Linked DNA regions of Homo sapiens: region 1 is linked to region 2. A link is a contact called in ENCODE Hi-C or POLR2A ChIA-PET data. All regions are on one chromosome and are shown on one strand. Each heading gives the region's core, a stretch centred on a gene start or an enhancer-like site at or near the end of the contact. The rest is flanking DNA. Distances are from core to core; before and after follow the strand shown.

What was found. Hi-C counts contacts between places; a loop is a spot of excess contacts on that map. ChIA-PET counts read pairs that join two places held with the same protein, here RNA polymerase II (POLR2A). Pooled maps may share reads with other maps.
Region 1: a pooled map shows a loop between it and region 2 (3-fold over the local background). The contact joins two enhancer-like sites. A Hi-C loop is called at or near these places in 4 of 50 pooled maps. POLR2A ChIA-PET finds 5 or more read pairs at or near these places in 2 of 52 experiments (H1 and activated B cell).

What each region holds. Positions count from the first base shown.
Region 1 is chr3:13,043,989-13,047,790 of GRCh38, forward strand. All of the region lies in intron 1 of IQSEC1 (IQ motif and Sec7 domain ArfGEF 1), which reads right to left. Among named protein-coding and RNA genes, the nearest start is that of IQSEC1, 28 kb to the right of the region's middle. RefSeq lists enhancers at 1,695-1,774, 2,215-2,634, 2,990-3,508. Within about 2 kb of position 2,328, at least 7 of the 41 ENCODE cell types and tissues checked have a DNase peak (open chromatin) inside an H3K27ac peak, as active enhancers do.
Region 2 is chr3:12,946,406-12,949,888 of GRCh38, forward strand. All of the region lies in intron 1 of IQSEC1 (IQ motif and Sec7 domain ArfGEF 1), which reads right to left. Among named protein-coding and RNA genes, the nearest start is that of LINC02022, 63 kb to the left of the region's middle. RefSeq lists enhancers at 678-1,179, 3,354-3,483 and a silencer at 2,714-2,793. Within about 2 kb of position 2,151, at least 8 of the 41 ENCODE cell types and tissues checked have a DNase peak (open chromatin) inside an H3K27ac peak, as active enhancers do.

The sequences.
Region 1 (3,802 bases), core at 1,078-3,577, 98 kb after region 2:
CATCCAGGCGGTCGGATGGGAGCTGGTGCCACAAAAAAGACAAGGCTCTGTGTGCCTCTAGCAAGGCTGCTCAGCTTCCAAGGGCCAGGCTGGGAACCAGAGGCCTGATCTCACCCCATGCAAAGCCAAAGAACAAAGTCTCCCACCTCAGGTGGCATTTTCTCAGTGTCATTAGCAAAAATGCTGCTTCTAGAGCAATGGTTCTCAACCAGAGGCGTCTGGGTCATCCCCCCACCCCCAGGGACATCTGGTAATATCTGGAGAAATTTTGGTTGTCACAAATGGGGAGAGAGTGCCAGCATCCAGTGGCATTTAGATGTCACTAAACACCTTACCATGCACAGGACAGCCCCCACACCAGAGAATGGTCCTGCCCAAAATGTCAGTAGTGCCAAGGTTGGGAGACCCTGTCTGTAGTCACTTTCCCTTGGAGGTACCCGTCCTGGATGGCTGGAAAGGGAAAGCTTTCCAAATGGCTGGGTCCAAGCCTCTTATAATACAGTCGGGGAGTGCGAGGCCAGAGGTAAAGGGGGACACCCAGTGTCATCGGAATGGACCCAGGCTGGACGCAAGACACCCCAACTTGGGCTGATAACTGGGGGCAGGCAGGGGAGAGGCGATCTGCCGAGTGTGATGAGCCTGTTTGGCAAGGTAGCACAGGCGGGGCCAGCAGCCCTGAAGTGCTGCCCACTCCTCCCCCGCCCCCCCACACTCCTGGAGAAGGACATTAGCTTCCCTCTCACGCCTGTGGCAGAGGAAGCCGGCTGTGCCTTTGAAAGGCAGCAATTACTGGCTGGGACCTTTGTTTCTGAATTCCTAGGCTGTGCACAGGCCTCCAGAACCTCCGAAGGCTGGGATTCTCAGAAGCTTGCCCCCAGCAGCAGAGCTGGTGCCTCCACTGCACAAAAAGGGCACAGAGTTCTGGTAGCAGCGGGGGCCCTGGGCCCTAGTCCTGGACCTGGCACCAATGCTCTTCTGGTCTCAGGTACCCTCATCTGTGAAAGGGGAACATTGATCCTGGCCCTGTCTGTGTCTGAGGCTGCTGTGAGGGTTGGGAGTCAGGACGCATGCCAAGGCAAGATGGCAGGATGGGGCAGGCCCCACTTAGCATCTGCCTCCTGGCCACTCCTCCAGGCATGCTCCACCCCAGGGCCTCTGCACCGCTGTTCCCACCAGACTGTTGGGATGCTCCTCACCCCTCCTGTGCTTCCAGGCCCAGAGGCCTTCCCTGGCCACCCTCCCATCTCTGTCTATTCCCTTCACCTGGATTTATTTTCTCCATAGCTCTTGTCACCACTTGACACGTTATGTTAAAAACCAGTTTCTTTTTCTGCTTGCTGCCTGTGCTCCTGCCTGCCACAGATGCTCTGTGAAGGCAGCAGGACTGCTCAACGAGGGATCCTGAGTGCCCGACACCCGCAGGTGCTCAGGAAATGTGGCTGAATGCAGGCGGGGAAACAGCAGAGCTGAGGGGCTCCTACGGCCTCCGCTCTGATCCCTGCTCTGTCCTCCAGGGAGTGAGGCACTGGGGCATTGGCTCTGAGGTCAAGTGTGGCTCCATCCGATGGAGGGCTGTGCAGTGAGACCCAAGTGGGCAGGAGCACGGAACCTGCTAGGCCCCCACACATCCTAGAACAAAGAGCCCCATCCACACTCCCTGCATACCAGAACTTTCCTGGGCTGGCCTCGAGCAGGGCACCTGACTGACTGGCCGGCGGAGTGGACAATTCAGATGGAGCTGCAGTGGCGCCCGTGGCATGGGTGGGTGGTGCAGAGGCCAGGCTCAGCCCCTACAGGAGCCTCCTCAGCCTCCTTCCCTGGGGCCACCCTGACACAGGAACCCACACGCCTGCTGGCACCCTGAGCCATCCCATCAGGGGTGAGAGTGTGTGTACCAGTGTGAGCCCGCAAGCACATATGTGTCAAAATGGGGGCTGTGTGTTCACCCATGTGCAAAAGTGACAATGCTAGCATTTGACTACAGGAAGAACTGGGTGTGGGAATGTTCTGGAGTCTGTGTGTATACGTGTGTGCGTGTGAGATTATGCAATGGGCATATGAGGAACTACTAGTATGAGGGCAGGGAGTGTGCTACGGTGTTGGGCAGTATTCACACCAGGATACCCAAATGTTCAAATCCCGGCTCTGCCCCCGCAGTCTCGAATCCTGAGCAGGTGACGTCTGTGGAGTGGGCTAACAATAGCCCTGACTCGCTGGGCCATAAGGGCTGTCAGCTTTCACAAAGCAAAGGAAGTACTGTTATGATGATATGTGGGTGTGACTGTGGAGTGTCCGTGCAGAGGATCAGGTGACTGCGTGAGCGTGTCGCTCATGTGTGTACACGTGTGTACCACTTGGCTGTGTCCTCCAGGAGCGCACGCGGCGGGGCTGCCAGTCCCTAGCTGGCTCAGGGAAGCAGGGCCCAGATGGCCACCCCCTCGCTCCCTGCAGCCCAGAGTTTCAGAGTCGGTCGCTCTGACATCTCCTTCCTGTATAGCATCTGCTGCAACCCTGACACGTGGGGCCCAGCCCTTGGTTGCTGTCTCCAGGGACAGGGCCTACGACCTTGTGAGTCTCTTTTTGGGCTTGTTCAAAAACCCCCTCTCCCAGAAGCCAAGCTCTTTAGCAGGACGAAGCTCCCTCCCAAACCTCCCCCAACTCCCCTCCTCCCTCTCCATGGCCCGGCCACATCCACCCTCCACAGGTCCTTACACAGGGTGCTCCCTTCCGGGACCACTTGTCTCCCACCCTCCAAACAGGGAACCAGTCAACCTCTAGTCACCTCTACAACGCAGCACAGATGTCCCCTCCTCCCCAATTCACATCGATGCACCGAACACAGCCCTCTAAGCCACCTCCACTGCCAGGACAGTCTGCCTGTCACTTGTCTTTCTTGCCCACGAGACTGGAACAAGGATCTGCTGGCTTCCAATCAAGGGAGCTTTCCTCTAAGCGCAGTCTCCAGTATTTTTTTGTGTGTGTGAAAACAGAAAATGCTCTTTTTGGAAGACATCAAGATACAAAGCACACGGAAGCAGAGACCCTCAGACACCCCAGCTCCCACCAAGCGCAGCTGCACACCAATAGAAACCAACAGGCTTCTCCCCTGGGCTGCAGCCTTGGTCGTCATGGGAACTGCCGGCTGCAGGCTGGTCCTTGGGAGACCCACCAGCCTTGGATCTCGGAAGAACTATCAGCTGCAGCCTGATCCTCCGAGGGGCCTTCAGCTGAGCTCTGGTCTTTGGGGGCAGAACTTCGACTGCAGTCCTGGTCTTTGGGGGGACCTTGATTTGAGGGGAAACCACTCCAAGCTGTAGAAGCTCTCAGGGGACATATCAGTAGTACCTCTGGCCCTTGGGGGAATTTCAGGGCCAAATGGTGGAGCTAATTTCCCCCAAAGGGCTCTTGGAGGCCTGCCTCTGGGTGCAGATGGGCAGTGAGGACCTAAGGAGATCCTGGGGCAGGCTGGGGTGGACGGCAAGACAGTACCTGTAGCGGTCAGTGGAGAGGCTGCTTCCGGTGTCCAGGGAGCTCCTGAGGTGGCAAAAGCGAGACAGGGTTACTTATGGTCCCACACACACAGCAAACCCCTTGGGGGCCATGTCCACTCAGGCCCCAGCAGGTGGTCCCAGGACAGGTCCTGGGGCAACTGAGCAGCCCTGGGAAGAGCGTCTGCCCCACATGCAAGAAACCATGTGCTTTCTTTCCCCCTGCTGGCTCAACTGAGAAGCTGCCTTGTCTCTACCCCATGGCAATGTCAAGTCCCACTGCCCCCTGTTCAGATGGGGAAACTGAGGCTCAA
Region 2 (3,483 bases), core at 901-3,400:
GAATATTCCTGGCAGTTCAGAGTCTCTGGAACATCCTATGAGCGTTAGGTGGCTGCCGCCCAGCCCCTTTCCATAGATTTGTGCAAAGGAAATAAGACCAATGTGTGCAGCAGTACATACGAGGATGTCCACAGCAGTGTTGTTTCTGATTATAAACATCTGGAAATAACCTAAATGAGCATCGACAAGGGGATGACTGAAATTAATTCTGTATCCACACACTGGAAATAACATCAAAATGGGGTAAAGATCTAGTTTGATGGCTGTTCTTATGAAAAAGCCTTGGGGATTTTTTGTGGACTATAAGATGAATGTGAGCTGATGTCATGATGTGGCCGAGAAGCCAGTCACCAACATGAATAAAAAGCCAGGAGCAAAAATAGCCCTGCTGCCCGCCACAGTTCTCAGACACAGCAGAAGACAGTGTCTGGGGGCTGCACAGACAGTCCAGAGCCTGAGGGCAGGGACAGCAGACCTGGGACACCTGCATGCCCTACCCACTCCTCCCTGGCAGACATTGCTAATTGATCACAGACTCCCTCCTAAAGAGCTTGGATGAAGCCTCAGCCTCCTTCCAACACAGCACTCCATACAACTGATCCCAGCTAGCATGTGAGATGGACTCTATTTGCCAAGGCCAAATAACAGTATGCCAGGAAGCAGTATAACAGTATGCTCCTATCAAGAGCTGGGGCTGTGCAGCCGGGAGGAAAGCAGCCTCGGGGAGATGATGTGATCCCCATCATCAAGCCTCTGACAGGCTGACAAGCCGAGGCTAGAGATTTCTCCTGCAGGCAGAACTATGACTGCCAATACCCGACGTGATGAAGTACACTCTCATGTGGTTAGGGCTGCTTAGGAGGTGGTGAGTTCTCTGTCACTGGAGGTGTGCAAGCTGCGGCAGGTCAGACACCCGTCAGAGAGGTGGTACAAGGGACTCCAATCCTGGCTGGAAGCCTCTATCCCAGGGCCATATGACCTGTCTGAGTCTGCCATCTTTACACCGAGGTCTCAGCTTAACCCCACTTCCTCCACAAGGCCACCCTCACCCCACACACTCTTCCCCACCCCGGGGATCACCTGATCTCGTGTGCAGTCCATCTGCACCATGGAGGAGTCTTGCTCTGTGAGGGTGGGAGACAACTGCCCAAGCATCCCCCAAAGCCCTGGCCTCCAGCAAAGATGGGAATGGCCATGAGCAGGAGGCCTGCTCCTTCCCATGAGATGAGTTCTGTATGTCCTGGATGGGCCCCTGGTGGTGGGACAGGCCAAGGACAGGGCCAGAGAGCACGTAAGGGCCTGGAGCTGCATGTGGATGCATCCACACTCTGCCCCAGAGCCCATCACGTGCTAAGGCACAGTGAGCCCTCCTTTCCCAGACTGGGGACTCCAAGCTTTGGTCACTGAAAGGTCGCCAAGCTCTTCCCCCTTCTCCAGTTTTCCAAACATGTTTTCCTGTGATGGAAGTGGTATGTGGTGTTTTATGTGGGGACATGGCTGGGTGAAGCGCTAGATCCCTATAGGACAGTGTTGCAATGGACACCTCGCAGGAATAGAGATCACAACTTGAAGAGTTTCCTCCTGCTGCCCCGCCCCACCCAGGCTTTCTGCCAAGCAAGGGGCCAAGCAGGCTCCTGGGTGGAATTCTAGCTCTACTGCTTACCAGCTGTGTGACCACAGGAGGAATTAATGCTGTGCCTCAGGTTCCTTCCTCTAAAATTGGGGTAATTAGTGTATCTACTTCACAGGACTGTGAAGACTTAGTGGAGCTAATTAATACAGTGAGGTCCTTAAGAAAGTGCTTGGCTCTTAAAAAGCACTTTTCAATGGCTGTCTTGGGTTATTCTCTGATCTACAAGCCCCAGCAGCTGGAGGCAGGAAGGGCAGACAAGCCTAGTGCCCCAAGCCAGGGTCACCTGCCCTGCACCCTGCCTGCTGTTGAGACCCTCTCTTCGAGACACCCACCTCCAGGCTGGAGAGCCTGACCCCAGGGTGGAGGGAGACCTGGACCCAGACACCTTCCACTGGCCTGTTCCCTGGACTGGGGAGCTCATGGGGATGGGTGAGAAAGGCAGACAGTCCAACCCCAGCCCCTCAGCCCAGACCTGTTGGATGCCACGTCCCGACTCGCCAGGGAATGAGTCAGGGCTGGGGGGCTGTGGCCTCTCAGCCACGGATGTCTCTAATTATGGCCTATGAAGTAATGAATGACTTTTCTCAAGAAAAATGTTAGCCAGGGGAGGTTCTGGGCACCAGTGAGGGTACAAGATGAAAGCAGTGACCCACTGTTCACCCCCAATATCGACAACGACAATGGTAGTAACAGCGAATGTCTATATGGCTAGTGATGTTCTAAGCTGTATATGGAACACATTCAGTGCTCTCAATACCCTGCAGGCACGGAAAGGTGGCACCCATCCCCAAGGGCATATGGGCAGCTTGGCCAGGACGCCCGAACACTTGCCCATTGTGTTCATGCAACTTCTTACGGAGAGGGCAAACACACATGTATGTACACACATATACATACGCAAACACAAGTATACACGGGTCTGAATTATACAGCAGCAACTTCTCCACAAACCTGCCAGGTACAAGATGCCGTGGTGGGTGTGTTTAAAATACATGACCTGTAACTCAACCACCGTCGCTGGGAGGTAGCTAGGACTGCTCCCTTCTGCAGATGACAAACTCAGGGATGGAAGAGTTGAGTCACCAAGTCAAGGTTGTGAGTATAAGACAGAGTTGTGTGGGACCTGACCCCACACCATGCCTCTCCTGCCCAGCTGCTCAGGGGAAAAGCATGCTGCTGGCAGCTTGGACAGGGCTGGGTCCAGAGCCTAGGGGTCCTGGGGTTGTGCACAGTTATGAGATAAATCAGAGAAATAAGCCTAGCCACGTGTGGCCAGAGGGTGGCCACATCACATGGCAAAGCCACCCTCTTCAGAGGGGGCCGGGCCCCATGCTAGAGGAAGCAGGCAATCTTGAAAGCCTGTCTGTGGTTAAATGTCCATGCCAGCAGCCTCAGGCCAGACTCCTGGCAGTCTGCACAGGCCAGAGCAAAACAGCCTCCTGAAGTACGTATGCCCATCACGCCTCCAGGCCTCATGGCTTCCCCTATACTCTGCTTTCAGGGTTTCTGATTTCCAGAAAGGGAGCCTAGACTGGGCAGGCACAATTCATTTCCAGCCCTCACAAGCTCCCTCTTGGGGCTTTCTGTGGCTCTTCTCTGCCTAGGCCACATTAACCAAGGTTAGTCACCCAGAGGAAGGAAGGGGATGGTCTTGTTCTGCACAGGGCTATCTTCACCTCTATGCCCCCGTCTCGGGGAGGGATGGGACACAGCCAGGCAGGGTCTGGGGGGCGGGTGGGGGCACATCCTCTGAGCAAGAGCAGGGATGGCACAGCTGGAGAGAGGTGGCCGCCACCCCTGCCAGGTCTCTGCAGGGTGGTCCTGGTGCAGAGAGAACAGGCAGGTTTGTG